Linked DNA regions of Homo sapiens: region 2 is linked to region 1. A link is a contact called in ENCODE POLR2A ChIA-PET data. All regions are on one chromosome and are shown on one strand. The core of a region is the stretch at or near the end of the contact, and the rest is flanking DNA. Distances in the headings are between cores, read along the strand shown.

The links. ChIA-PET counts read pairs that join two places held with the same protein, here RNA polymerase II (POLR2A).
Region 2: POLR2A ChIA-PET joins it to region 1 with 25 read pairs in activated CD4-positive, alpha-beta T cell. The contact joins two enhancer-like sites. POLR2A ChIA-PET finds 5 or more read pairs at or near these places in 3 of 52 experiments (AG04450, IMR-90 and activated CD4-positive, alpha-beta T cell).

The regions. Positions count from the first base shown.
Region 1 is chr21:34,818,571-34,826,384 of GRCh38, reverse strand. The region is part of intron 7 of RUNX1 (RUNX family transcription factor 1); the gene reads left to right. Among named protein-coding and RNA genes, the nearest start is that of RUNX1-AS1, 14 kb to the left of the region's middle. Within about 2 kb of position 3,349, at least 2 of the 41 ENCODE cell types and tissues checked have a DNase peak (open chromatin) inside an H3K27ac peak, as active enhancers do.
Region 2 is chr21:35,435,485-35,443,298 of GRCh38, reverse strand. All of the region lies in intron 2 of LOC100506403 (a long non-coding RNA gene), which reads left to right. Among named protein-coding and RNA genes, the nearest start is that of MIR802, 280 kb to the left of the region's middle. Within about 2 kb of position 4,583, at least 2 of the 41 ENCODE cell types and tissues checked have a DNase peak (open chromatin) inside an H3K27ac peak, as active enhancers do.

The DNA of each region.
Region 1 (7,814 bases), core at 2,100-4,599:
AAGTCCAAGAGCATGGTGCTGGCATCTGGTGGGGTCCTTGCTGCATTAACCCAAGGCAGAAAGCAAGGGGCACAAGAAAGCATGTGCAAGAGAGCTTGCTTTTATAACAAAGGCACTTCACCAATAACCCACTCACATGATTATGGCATTAATCCATTTATGAGGGCAGAATCCTCATGACCCGTTTGCTCCCTGCAAAGGCCTCATCAACACCACCACAGTGGGATCTAAGTTTCCAACATGTGAACTTTTGAGGGACATAATCAAACCACAGCACAAGTATATTAGTTTCCTGTGGCTGTTTTAACAAATAACCACAAACTTGGTGGCTTAAAACAACAGAAATGTATTCTCTCTTAGTTCTGGAGGCCAGAAGTCCAAAATCAAAGTGTTGGCAAGACCATACATTCTCTGAAGCCTCTAGGGGAGGATACTTCCTTATCTCTTCCAGCCACTGGTGGCATTCCTTGGCTTGTGACTGTATCAGACTGTATCATTCCAACTTCTTCTTCCCTCTTTATATGGCCTCCTTTGTGTCATCTCTTTTGTCTAAGGATACATGTTACTATATTTAGACCCACCCAGGTAATTCATGATGAACTCAAAATCCTTCACTTAATTATAGCTTCAAAGGCCCTTTTCCAAATAAGGTCACATTCACAGTTCTGGGGGTGAGGAAATGGTTCTGGAGCCACCGTTCAAACTGCTGTATCTTTGTACAAAAGACAGGGGACATCAGACCATTGACCAGGCACAGCAGGTGAGTCCAGAGATAACTCTCCCAAGTCCATCCCCCAGAACAAACATGGTAGACAGGTAAATGTGAACTGAACATCTCATGCACAAATGCCCCAATCGTGTTACTATAACCTCAGTCCATCATTTGTTTGAACGCAACATCATAGTATTTTTATTTCCCAGCCAGAAAAATGTATGATTTTTTTTAGATGAGATCAGATATTTCCTTAATATTTTCTAGAGCACCTATACCGATGGAATCAGAGGTCCTGACAGTGATAGAGAAAGAGCTCTCTTCCCTGTGTCCCGGGAGCAGTGCCAGATGGGGAAACAGGAGGCCCAGGTGCCTCTTGTCCTAGCCTCCAAAAGCTCATGACAGCTTAGATGGTAGGAACAGAAAAATGGGAACAAAAGATGACATGATGACCAAAGCCAGACAGTTGGGATGGACTCAAGAATTTGACCTCCCAAAGCCAGGCATGTCACTGTTGTTTTGAAGCAAGCTGCCTTTTAAAAAAGTGACTTGATTGCCAGGCATTGTTGACTACACACCCATTTCTAAAGGATGGTGATTTACAAATCGCCTGAAGATAGTCTTTCAAATTTGGACATTTAAAAAAGAAACTTTTACTGTAGTCATGAAGTAGTATCAAAGTTTACCACAAGTTTGTATTGAGAGAAGAACAAACAATATATGCTAATATGAAAAACAGCTCTACTTAGAAAGCTACTGCTTGGGTTTTCTTATTAGGCATAGTTCTCCAGACTGAGTTGGTTTTACTCATCTACATGATTTTTCCTTGCCTTATGGAACAGAAATTCAGGCCCACTCGAATTCAGTTATTTTAGGGCTCTTTAAAATCCAGTATTTGTGATTTAAATGATGCGGAGGGACTTTCATTACCTGTGTCTTTGCTTATTTCTCTCTGGCCCTCAGAACACCCCACCCTGACCTTTAGGGGAAATTGACAGAGGCAGAGGGTTTCACCTGCCTCAATTGTCACCAGCCCTGTTACATTCTTCCTTCCAAGCCTTAGCCTCACAGGGACCTTCTCATTATTGAACAATTGCCTTCAAAGCAGTAGAATAGCCCAATTGTTATGGAGATTAAAGATACCGATTGCAAAACTCCTGTAAATAAAATCTTCACTGACAAACCCAGTTTCTTTTCATAGGCTTTTCTTCTGTAATCTCTTTCTGGCAGAACATCTCATGTTTTGATGTTAGAGATTCAGTTACCAACCACAGTAAATAAAGCAAAATAATAATAGAAAAATAGTATAGAACTCACCCTAAAAACAAACATTGGCCAACCATGTTTATTTTTTGTCTCTCTTTGCACTCCTGAGAATTGATAGGGGAAGAATGTACCACCTCTAATTCAGGTGATTTCTGATTAGCAAGCTATGGAAAGTCTTCAGGTTGAGTTTTAGCCAGTTCACGCTCCCCTAAATGGCATGGAATAGACTATTTTCTGTTTTAAGAAAAAATAGAACAATGGCACTAAATGCTTGACTGAATGTTTGACTAAATGTTGACTGAATCATGGATAGGAAAGATTGGGCAGAAAAGACAGCCACTGCCTCCAGACACAGGATGCCACAATCCTGGGCACCATCATTATTCCATACAACCTTAGGGTCATTTTTAGGGTTTAGAACTTTCTCAATAGGGTTTCAAGATTTTGAAAAGTGTCTTCCAATTCTGATCTCCGTAGATCCTGTTATGGGAATTAACCTTTTTGGAAGGGGATTCTTGTTCTTAAAGATGAAATTCCCTACTTTCTTTCCTGGAGGGAATCAGTATGGGCAGAGGGAAGAGGAGATGGCGATTCTGACCTGTGTGTCTCATGTCACCTAACACCTATGGGGTGGCATGAAACTTGAGCTTTAAAACACACCAGGGGCCAGGCACAGTGGCTCATGCTGGTAATCCCAGCACTTTGGGAGACCGAGGTGGGTGGATCACCTGAGGTCAGGAGTTCGAGACCAGCCTGCCAACATGGCAAAACCCCGTCTCTACTAAAAATACAAAAATCAGCTGGGTGTGGTGGCGGGCACCTGTAATCCCAGCTACTTGGGAGGCTGAGGCAGGAGAATCGCTTGAACCTGGGAGGCAGAGGTTGCAGTGAGCCGAGATCAGGCCATTGTACTCTAGCCTGGGTGACAAGAGTGAAACTCCATCTGAAAAAAAAAAAAAAAAAAAAAAAAAAAAAACCCACCAGGAATGGAAATGGTGCTTAATTCCTCTACCGTCTTGGTTCTTCCACACAATCTGAACTGGGTCACTGAATCTTAGCCTCCGTAAGTCAACATCATCAGTTCCGTTTAATAAGACTTGGGCCACTATAATGTCCAGCTCAATCCTCCTGGAAGTATGGAGGACACTGCAGGATCCTTCAGTTGATGTCATAAAAGCAAAGCATCCCTAGGGAAGATCTGTGAGTCAAGCCTCAAGGCCCTCGCTGAGTCAGCGCTAACTTGAGTATCAGGAGCTCACCCGTCTGGGACGGTTAAGTCTCCCAGCCCTGTAAATTGCCAGTTCCTGCTATGGATGATGTCCTCTTTACCTTACGGCTTTATGTGTTCAACCTGAGTCATTCTAAAGCCAGATCCAAGACCCAGAGAGCTTATGCTGTGCCAGTTCCTCTTTATATCACTGGAAGGACTACATATGTCCAGTTGCTTTGGGATTTTTTTAAAGAACATCTCAAGATAAAAAGGGAGGAAGAAATAATGTGACTAGGGATTGCACTTCCTGGAGTTGCAGGTCACATGAGGGACACGAACATGGTGGTTTGATTAAGTCTCGCGGGATTATAACACTGTTGTGGCCACTCTCACTCCATTAGTGCATCTCTCCGCACATATCAGATAGCAAATTATATAATGATAAAGTTATTAAAATATCTGTAAAAGTCAGCACAAGCTCAAGGGCTCGACTTGGCCTTTCTGCCCACTAAGTGGTTTATTTAGCTCTCTCATCTCAAGGCCGGTTAATCTTCATCTATACTTTGTTGTAAATCACCCGCTATGTGGAACAGCCATAACTGCCTGAGTTTTAAGATGCGCTTCTGTTGGTCGTCCAACAAGGCTGGTATCTTAAAGATGAATGCAGAAGCTTTTGAAGCATGAGACTCACCCACTTCCCCGTTTTAAAATGATAGCCTTTGTTTGTGATTGTGTCTATACCTGGGTTATCACAGAGCAGTTATGACAGCAAGATTATGACAAGGACATTGCCTGGTTCACATGTTTACTGAAGGGAGTAATAAAATAATGATAGCTCGTATTTATAGAACAGACCAATGTTGCTGGTTCATTGAATCCCCACCACCAGTCACCTGTAGGTGCATGACATGGTTAGGGGGAAGCATTGCCCGGAAGGTCCTGCCTGTGGTGTCTGGTTTGTTTTCACGTGACCCAGCACTGTTTCCTTTACCACCAAGTCCCAGTCCCTCATCTATCATGTAAGTGATTAACCAGGTTGTCTTCAACACTAACATTCTGTCATTCTGGATACTGCAGTTCCCGTGAATTAATGGTCACCCCTAACTAACATTCTCAGGAAAACCAGTAGGGTTGCCCCAGAGCCCCTCACTCTGCTGCTTATTTGGAAGGAGCCTTTATAGTTCTGCTGTGTGAGAGGCTCTGAGCCACCATATGTTCCTAAATGAGAGAAGCCGTTGCCCAGACATGGATCTGTTTAATTTAATATGATTTACCACAAATTACGAAGCATGACTTCAAAATTGAATTTGTGCAAAATTACTGATGGCCAATTCAGTGGAAGGGAAGGGAAATCTTGTTATTCCTATTCCAGAATCTCTTCCTGATTTCCTCATTTGATTCTTTCACGCCTTGGGGTAGGGGAGGGGAATGCATTCGCGGCTCTATAAAGAATTGTCCTTATTTTCGAACTTTCTCCCTGGTCACACATGGCTCCCTCAGAGGAAGACACAGCACCCTGGAGATGTTAAGGCAGAAGTCAGTTCTTCTGTCCATCCCTCTCCCCAGCCAGGATAGAGCTATCTTTTCCATCTCATCCTCAGAAGAGACTCAGAAGAAAGATGACAGCCCTCAGAATGCACGTTATGAGGAAGGCAGAATGTGGGTCTGTAATTCCTCCGTGTCCCTTCTCCCCCTCTGCAAACCGTCGTAACAATAATAGTTCCTAACACATGGGACAATTGTGAGGATTAAATGAGTTAGCCTGCAGAAATCACTTGATGCACAGCACATGGGAAGCATTGTGTGTATTTATTAATCCTTCACAAAGTCTTTGAGATATATTTTTATCAAATATTTAGCATGGATCCCGGTACACTTTCAATACTTAATAAATGGTCAATGTTATTCTTTTTCACTATTATTGCTATTTATGTGCTCTTATTGGCGGCATTGTTGTATCACCAGTTAGTTGTACCCATCGGTCCTCTCCAAGTCACACAGCTACTCTGCGATAATTCCCCCGGTGTCTCCTTATTCCTCGGGAGCCCCAGAGTGGATAAAGGTATTGGTGGTTTTAGTGGTATTTTCATTTGAGTTTTGTTTCCTTGGATAAACCCAAACAGGAGACCTTCCCATAACCACTGTTCCACAAGACCAAATGGTAAACTGTTAAAGTTGAAAGGACCTTAAACTTCTTTGCTCAAAGCCCTATATTTTACTCATGAGACACTCGAGGCCCAGGGAGTTTCAGTGATTTTCCGAACTAGAGGCAGACCTAACATCCAGGTTTTCTGGCTCCTGGCCCAGTGCTCTTCCCATTGGCTGGTTCGGGTCTGCCTCAGAGGTAGCCTCAGAACAGTCTCTAGGGTTGGTGTGGATCATTCACTTGGGCACTGAACCATGCTGTACGTCACACTGCCTTTTTCTGGAAATACACCATCTCAGGGAGATGCTAGGTCCCATGGTTGGGTTCAGTATCATGTGCTGCTTCTGAGTCTCCATTTTTAAAAGGTTGAATTCGTGCTAAGGAGGAGTGATGCTTTTTTTTTTTTGAGACGGTGTTTCACTCTTGTCACCCAGGCTCACTGCAACCTCTACCTCCCGGGTTCAGGGGATTCTCCTGCCTCAGCCTCCCGAGTAGCCGGGATTACAGAGTCGGGATTACAGAGTCTGCCACCACCCCCAGCTAATATATATATTTGTATTTTTAGTACAGATGGGGTTTCAGCATGTTGGCCAGGCTCGTCTCGAACTCCTGACCACAGGTGATCCGCCCGCCTCGGCCTCCCAAAGTGCTGAGATTACAGGCATGAGCCACCATGCCTGGCTGGAGGAGGGATTCTTAAAGCATGCAAGGAAGGGAAGTCCTCCTCAAAGCCACACCTACCCTCCTCAGCCCCACTCAGCAAGGAAGGGAAATCCTCCTCAAAGCCACGCCCATTCTACTCAGCCCCACCCAGCAAGGAAGGGATATCCTCCTCAAAGCCATGCCCACCCTCCGCAGCCCCAGCCGGCACCCCAGCCCTGCTCCCTGTTGGGGACAACCAGCTACAGGAGACCGACAGGTCACTTCCTGAGCACAAAGCCCACGTGGGTAGCAGGCAAGGGTGAACCCTGACCTGTCCCATTACTTGCATGAATTGGATGCATTCAACAAATGTGAATGGTCAGCCTCTTTGGTGTTTTTAATGAAGCAGCTACAAAAGGATTTCTTTTAACCAAGTTTCACCGTCCTGTGTGATTTTGAGTAAATACCATCCTGTGCCGATTCCTCCCACAAGCCCGGCCCTTTAAGCCTGCTTGGGGGCTGTGGCTTGGGCTGGCGGGCCAGAAGCAGGATGGCAAACAGGTGTGCGAGTGTGACAGGGCAGAGGCTGGAGCCACAGCTGTGGGAATACGAGGCTTTGGCAGGCCGAGGCCAGGAGGGGCGGGAGGCTGGTGCTGACTGATGGTCCTGTCATCCCGGTTCAGGATGCCACTGCCAAACTTCATGCCAATTGCTCCCAACAGAGTACACGGCTATGAGAGGGAGAGAGCTGGGACCAGATGAAGGCATCCCTGTGACGGCCACGTCCTTGTCCATGAATTCAGGGTCAGGGTGACGAATGGCAGGGCCAAAAGCTACCCTGGAATGTCACAGGAATTTGCAGAGACCAAATGCCCTTCTTTCAGAGGCACCAGAGTGGGGGCTCCCGCATTGACGGGTGGCTTCTGGGCCCCCTCCCTTCACTAAGACTTGGTGACTTGGTAATCCTCCCTCCTCAATGAAACTTATCTAAGAATTGATTAGGAAGAGGGACTGGAGCATGGCAGTAACTAGCAGTGCAGACCTGTCATCTCCATCTTCCCCTCCCATAGCGTGTGGCTCTTGCCATGTCATGACCACACTCCCGGGGGCTCGAGCTCTGGGCTTGCCTCAGCAGTCTGAGAACCACAAGTTTCTAAAGAACAGGTATGAGGAGGAGAGACTTTTCTTGCTCAAAGACATGGATCCACTCAGAAACAGCATTCAATGGTGCTGTGAGTTTCCTCCCAAGTGTAATGACCTCCTCTGACTTGGGCACTTCTTACAGTGACTTTGAACTTCTGAGCATTAGAGATGAGTGAATCGCAGAAAACTAGACCCCTTGTTAGATGGATGAGCCCAGAGAGGTTAAGAGACTTGCCCAGGGTCACACAGATACCACCCATATCAGAGCGCTCAGCTTTCCTTTCCCCTCCTCCCCAGCTTGGACACATTCCTAGGATTTGGATGTAGCAATGTGAACCGTCCTGAGCAGTCCCTTCAAAACAGCACTTAGGCGAAAGAGGGGCTGTTGGAACAAGACAGGACAAACACCCGTGTGCCTCTGCACGCTGCTCCACCCAGTTTCTCATCTTTATATTACAGAAAAAGAGTCTCAAATAACCCAAACAGGCAGGGTATGATCTGCAGACAGTCTGCAGGCATCTGCCCAAGAAGCTGCCGGTCGGCTGGTCCATCCTCCTCTGATTTATGTTGTGTGTGTTAAGCCTTAAATTGTTGAGTCTCTGGCTGGCTGCAGTGGTATTACTGGAGGGCTGGTGCATGTTTTCGGCTCACAGAGCTGGCTCCGGTACTGGAGGTGTTGGCCCCGAATCAAGTCC
Region 2 (7,814 bases), core at 3,334-5,833, 620 kb before region 1:
TCAGAAGAGGGAAGAGGACCCTGCTGCCCACTCCCTGGAATCTAAAGAGTTCTGGGAAGAAACTTATCAAGTACCTCCTCCCTATGCTGGCCATGGCTCACCAGTACCTAGCTAATACATTGAATGAATGAATGAATGAATGTCAGCGTCGTCTCATTCATCACTTTTCCTCCTCAACATGCTTAGTTTAAGGCTTTGCACAGAAAAAGATCTGTAACTATTTGCTGCATTTATTTAAGTTGAAACAAAAGTATTTGGACTGACATTGAACATAAAGAACTTGGTTCACAAAGAGTAGCTAAGTCAAATGTGGGTGGGAAGAAAATACAGAGATGCCTACAGTGCGGGAGCCTTCTTGGATGGACACTTTGGGAAATGTATTTGGGCCACCCATGAGGAAAAATAGGATGAGGCCAAAGGGCAGGGGGAAAGGAGGAGAAGGATTGAGGGAATGTCTCAAGAGCAAGGTGATAGCAGCAGGTAGCTCGGAATCTGCAGTTGGGTGAGTGTGTGTAGCTGTGGGGCACGTGTGGTGCAGATGAACAGCACATATGATGTGTAGGTTGAGGGTATGCATGCATGTGAGTGTGTGGAGCAGGTGTGAGGAGTGTGTGGTATAGGTATGCACTGTTTATGTGCAGTGTATATGTGAGTGCCTGTCTGCATACGAGGTGAATGTGTATGATGTGAGTTATAGACGTGTGGTACAGCTGTGTGTGCACGACAGTGTGTAATGTAGGCATGTGGTGTTTGTGTGCGTGATGCCAGTTTGTATTACCTATGAGTGGTGCAGATGTATAGTGTGTTTCTGGCATACACATGCAAAAAAGTGTGTGCATGTGTGTGACGGGTATGCCTGTGATACCTTGTGCAGATATGTGGTGTTCCTGTGTGGTGCAGGTGTGCCAGGTATAGATGTGGGTAGATGCATCCTGTCTGCTGTTGGCATGAGTTTGAAACATTGTGCACCAGTGTCATGGGTGGGTGGTTCTCAAGTGTGGTCCCTGCACCAGCAGTGTCAGCATCACCTGAGAACTTGCTAGAAATGCAAAATCATGGGCCCCCCCACCTCAGATCCACTTCTAGGGGTGGGCCTGCAATCTGGATCTTTACAAGCCCTCCATGGGATTCTGATGTCTGCTCAAGTCTGAGCACAGCGCCATAGGTCCACTTGCTTTGAGCTTTCTCTTCACTATCATAGATGGGTAGATTTCTCTTTTTCCCTCCTAGTGGTGAGATCATGGCAGTTACTTCCAGCCTTAACAGAGGAGAGCTGAAGTGGAGAGCCTAGAAATTAGATGCTTTATGCTAGTGGCATTGTTGACTATGTCATCTTTCCTTTAAATGTAATACCCATCACCTTTGAACTATAGAATGCTAAATGATTGACTTGGTAAATGCTTAAACATGGTCAACTTGGTAAATGTTGTCATAATAAAAAATGCAATGAATTCTCTATACTCAGGGCCTTATAATTGATGACACACACCTGATGTTAAATTTCGACCATATGCATGTATGATTACATTGATCCAAAACAACAATTTAGGCAGTAACCCTTCCTATGAGTGGTTTTGCAATTTGCCAAACTTAATTGGACAATAATAAAAGATTTCTCTAGGTAGATTTTGGACTGAGAAGCTAGCTGACTTCTTTACTTGTAAGACTTTTCCCCCATAAATAATGTTTCTGAGAATTCAAGTTCAGTCAGAAAGCAGGGCATGTGCTCCCCATTTTAGGATAAGTGTGTCTGTGCTTGATCATTTGATACAAAGCAAGCTTACAAACAGGAAGGATTCCTAGCGGGCTCAGAAGCTTCCCACCTGGGTTTGGATTCCGCCCATACTGTGTGGGACCAGTATTCGATCTCTCTTTTCCTCCCTTTCCTGGCTGTCTACAAGGAAAACACCAGTACCATCCTTAAAGTCACTGTGGGAATTTATCAAAATAGTGTGTACAAGGCACTTAGACAGTGTGCCATGGTTTGGGGTTCAGGAATATAGGTTAATTGTAATATTGAGTGAAAGTATTTATAATTTACCACGGAAGATTATTTTGCATTTTTATCAAGCAAATTATAGTTAAGTAAAAATAAAAATGAGTGTGTTTAGATGGAGATATTGTCTTAATGCAAAGATGTTGCTGATAGTGTTACCTCCTGGTTCCTGGTGTGGTTTCTTTGTATTTTTCTAGTAAATTGGCCACAGGAGAACCTTCTGCAAAAGATGAATTCTCCATACTCAGGGCTTTATAATTGATGACATACACCTGATGTTAAATTTCTGGGCTGGGCGCAGTGGCTTACACCTGTAATCCCAGTACTTTGGTAGGCCCAGGTGGATGGATCACTTGAGGTCGGGAGTTTGAGACCACCCTGGCCAACATGGTGAAACCCCATCTCTACTAAAAATACAAAAATTAGCTGGACATGGTGGCATGCACCTACAGTCTCAGCTGCTTGGGAGCTTAGGTAGCAGAATCGCATGAAACCTGGAGGTAGAGGTTGCAGTGAGCTGAGATCACACTACTGCACTCCAGCCTGGGCAACAAAGCGAGACTCCATCTCAAAAAAAAAAAAAAAAAAAGAATTCTGCCATATGCATGTCTGACTAAACTGATCCAAAACAACAGTTGAGGCAATAACCCTTCCTATGCGTGGTTTTGCAGTTTGCCAAACTCATGGGCAGCTGAGGTCACAAGACACAACCTGGAGTTCTAACCTTGGTTTTTAACATCTAGCATTTCCATCATTTAATCATACTTGTTACTTTGGTTTCTAATCAAGTCTTTTAAAAAATGCCAATGATAGATGAAGTCTGTCCACTCTAGAGCATCTCTCCTGGAAGAATCCCAAGTCTCCTGTCCAGGCTACAGGAAGGGGCAAGCAGGAGGGACGGAGTCGGGAGCATGTGTTTATGGAGCCAGGTGCTGTGTGTGACTCTGGGGAAATATCAGTGAATGAGACAGATAGTGTGTTTGTCACCATCATAGAGCTTACAAGGAAGATGAACTTTGAAATAGAAAATACGATGAAGAAACCATGTTAAAAGTAACAAATGCTATTTAAAAAAGGGAAAGGAGGCTATGATACTAGGGAGGCAAATAGCAGAGTGATCTTATGTGATTGAATGATCAGAAACTTCTTTGAGGAAAACATGGCTAAACTCATCCTTGAAGGATAGGTAAGAATTACCCAAGGGATGGAGCGGGAGAGGGAGAAGGAGGACTGAGTGCTAGGCAGAAGGAGCAGTGTAACCAAAGCCTCCAAGGTGGGATGGTGTGATGCTCTGAAGGAGCTCAGTGGGTCCAGGGGAGCTGGAGTGTGGTAGGTGGGAGTGACTTCTATTGGGTAGGCAGGGATGAGGTCATATAGGCCACGGTGGCCATAGGGCAGAGTGGCCATGCTAAGAATGTGGGCTGTGACCTGAAGGGAACAAGAGATGTTGACAAAAATTAACTGAACTCCGAAGTCTTTATGTGATGTGCACATAGCTGGTTACCGAGAAAACCAGAGAAGAACAAATCCTGCTCTGTGTCCACTGCCGGGCTCCTTCGGTCCTGTCACATTGGCTTAATACAACTTGGGGAATTGAGAGTGGGCTTTGAAATCACAAAGAAACATGGTAAAATTATAGTCCCACCACTACTAAATGCGAGAACTTACAGCATTTAGTTTATCTCTCTGAACTTCAGTTGCTTCGTCTGTAAAATGGAAAGATGACTCTTATTTTATTGGAATATTATGAAAATTAAATTAAGTAGCATCTGTAAATTACCCAACATAATGCTTTCTGCATAGTTATGGATCAATTAAGTGTTAATTTCCCTTTTGACACCTTTTTGCTTGGCCAGGAATTTGGTAACAAATGAACTTCTAGCTTTTAGTGAATAGATTGACAGGATTATTTTATGGTTTTCTAATTCCTTATCAGGCAGTGAGTCATTTGACAGCTTTCTTGGGACAAAGCTGTCTTGTTCAAAGACAGCTGGAAGTTCTCTATCATGCCCAGAAGGCTCCAGTTTTACACAGGGTTTAACTAATTGTGTTCAGTACATGGCCTCTGTCGTCTAGGAGAGAACCGATTCTTTGTAGTATTTCTGCAGCAGTGTAGGGCTCACAGGTACAAAGCAATAAGAAGACTTTAACCCCAGCTCTGCTGCCAGCTGTGTGATTTGGGACAAACCACTTAATCTCTCTGAGACCATGTGTCTTTATTTGCAAAACAGATTACAGGGACAAAAGCAAGTTGACGAATGCCAGGCAGCTACAGCATGCCCAGCCTAAAACAGGAACTTGGTAAATGTTGAAGACTCCACCCTCTGCCCAACCTTGGTCCCAGGTCCCAGGAGAACAATGTTTTGCAAACAACACCCAGCTTGGGAGTGTCTGGGGTTCTGATTTGATTTTGGTCTAACGTGGAAGTGGGGCTTCCCCCAGTTTTTCCCACCCTGGTCTGATGGCTTCCTGTAGCATTCCTTTCGCCTTCTGCATGCAGGCACACAGATGAGAGATCTGGAAGGCAACTGACAGCAGGGTGAGGTAAGAAACCTCACCTCCTGCTTATGCATCAGAGGGAACTGAAACCCAGAGTGGCAGGCAATTTCGTGTAGATTACATACCTAGCTCACAGCAGGGCTGAGATAAGGATCTATTTTTCAACTCTTTAAGCCAATGACTCTCTACTTTTCTACTCTTCCACTGGGTCTCCTCTCTCTACTTCTATCTTTTCAGTACAACGTCTCTCTTATTTCTAAGTCAAATTCTTAGGTCTATATTCATGAAAAGCACCTGTCAAAAGCTTTAAAAATTGTTGTTATTAGGTGTATTTTAAGTATCAATAGCTTTAGTTTGATTCTCCTAATAAAGATCTTTCTTGGTGGGTGTTCTAATTGAATACTTTGAAATTTGAAAATATTCTCTTGGGAAAACACACATTCTTATGTATTGTTGGTGGAAATGCAAAGTGGTACAGCCACTAGGCAGGGATTTCAGCAACATGATAGCTCTATTTATCTTTTAACCAAACAATCCCACTTCTAGGAATCTATCCCAAAGATAGACTACCAAATATGAAAAAAAAAAATGCAAAAGCCTATTTATTGTGGCACTGGTGGCAGTGGAAGGAGACTGGCAGTAGCCCAAATATTCATCAGGAGGGGACTGATTGAATAAACTATGCTACATCTACACAATGAACTACTATGTAGCTACTAAAAGAGATGAAAGACTAACTTATATACTGCCAAGGGGTAATCTTTAGAATATATTCTTAAGTGCAAAAAGTAAGACAAAAATTAGAATGTGTATTATGCTACCTTTTGCCTAAGAAAAGTGAGTGTGTATTTAATATTTAACACATTCAATGACAGTAGGATAGGAAACAACAAATTAATAAAAGCGAATCATTAGAGGAGGGAGGAAACAGTGAAAGCAACAGATTTGGAAACGAGGTTTTCCTGAATTTGCTTTGTTTTGTTCATTTGAAAATATACAAATATTTGACAAAATTATAAAACAAAAAAAATCCCTTAATTCAAAAACAAAATGAAATAAATCAGTCGGAGTATTAACCATGTAGAAAGGAATTATTTGAAGTGATTTACACTCTTGTCTATTTGGTTGTATATCTGCAGTGGGACATGTCCTCAGGACGAAAAGAACTGCAACAAAATATTAAATTGCTTCAGTAGTTATATTGTTAATAATATGTTGGTATGGATTCTTAAAATTTTTTTCTTACATTAACCAGGAAAAGCACAAAATAATTATATTTATGTCATAAGAAATCAAGTTTTTTGACTTAAGATAATTAAATAGAAAATCAAAGACACTACATTTAAAAATCTGTAGCTCTTAACTTGAATTGTAAATATTGGTATAAACTCCTGATGTATTTCTATTTAAAAACGTTTTCTGGATGTGTCCACTGAAAAGGTCTAGAACCAATGATTAACCCCCCCAAGAACAAGGAGCTCCCAAGCATCCATGCTTTCGTATCCAAATGCCTTTTTTATTGAAAGGAACCAGGGTCCTTGAGAGAAAAAAAAAAAAAAAAAGGTTAATTCCAGCCTGGGGCAAGAAATGTTCAAGATGAGGTGGTAACATCTTATCATACCAGAAAGCAAGGAAGCCTTCAAAGACAGCTTAGGCAATGGGAAAAGACTCAAAACACACAGGACTCAACAGGTAAAGCCTCCTACTGGCCAAAGATGAAAAAACTATATTCAAAGATGGATCTAAAAAGAACAATATCCAGGTGTTCAAGACCAGCCTGGACAACATAGTGATACCCTGTCTCTACAAAAAATAAAAAATGAAAAATTAGCTGGGTGTGGTGGTGCACGCCTACAGTCCCAGCTACTCAGGAGGCTGAGGTGGGAGAACCACTTGAGCCCAAGAAGTCGAGGCTGCAGTGAGTTATGATTGCAGCACTGTACTCCAGCCTGGGCAACAGCAGAAGATCCTATTTCAACACAAACAAACAAAGAATAATATCTGCAATGTATTGAAACATAGAGGATATGTCAAAATCCAAGCATTTATAGTGATATTTTAAAAGCTTTGCACTCCCCTTGTAGGATGCCAGGAACCAACTCATTGTTCTGAAAAGTGGCAAATAAAGGTAAAGAATCAAGCATTTATCCCCAGTTTCCAGAAAGCGCTGTACCTTGGGATAACCAAAATAGTTGAGGAGATAAATTTTTTCTTTTTCAAAAGAATTTATAAACAAAGGAGGCATTAGAAGGAGCTAGAATGCCGCCACTTTGTAACCACTAATGAAACAATGAGTCTAGGCAAGGATTATCAATGACTGCTAAAACTGTTAGACAAAATGCTGAAGGGAAGCTTTGGATGAAGCTGGCATCACCTACTCCCAATGGTCAATGCCAATATCACAAAAAGAGAGAGAACCAGATATTACGTGTCTCCAGTTGGATGCAATGGGAAGGACACAGCACATCTCCTGATATACTATCACTCAAACCTTCTAAGCTAAATCTTAGCCAGCCTCTAGATCTCACTACTAGGGCTGTAGAAAACACAAGGGAAAAATAAATCTATCAAGAATCACCATGGGGATACAGTCAGCAACAAGCAAAATGTAGAAAATATGCTCTAGGTTTTTCAACAAACAAATTTTAAGAAAATTAAAAAGAGAAGGATAACATATTAACAGATTTAAGAGGTGCATTCCCAGGTGCAACATAGGAGCCTTGCTCACCCTCCAATTCAAGCACACCAATGATAGAACCAACCTTGATAGATACTTGAAATTTTACACAATGCAAAATAAGTTTTCATTAATTGTATGATTATGTATTTTTATATCTAGACATTTGGTGGACTCTTTTAGTAGCTGTTGGTAGGAGAGGGCTGCCTCTTTGCAGAAGTATTTTTGGAATATGTGTTGAAGTGTATGTATTTCTAAACTTTAGGCTCTAAAGGACTGTAAATTGCTAGAATGTATTTATGTTTCTACTCTACATAATTATGCATTTTTCTTTACATCCTCCTCCAGTTGAAAAGCTCTTTGAAGGCAAGAATTAAATGAATTGTTTTACCAAAAAAATGAAATAAATGATGAACTCAGGTGTTTTTTTGTTTTGTTTTGTTTTCACAAAAAAAAAAAAAAAAAACCAAAAAACAATGCTTGGAAAGTAACATCTGAGTAGCTGCTTTGGGTCGATGGATGAAGCCTAGTAAGGGTTGACCTGTCAAGCTCAGAAGTAGGTGAAATTTATTTCCATCATGGCTAAACCCCATTTTAAGTGTTTGTCTCCTCCATCTGTGATATCCTTTTCAGTCTCATCCA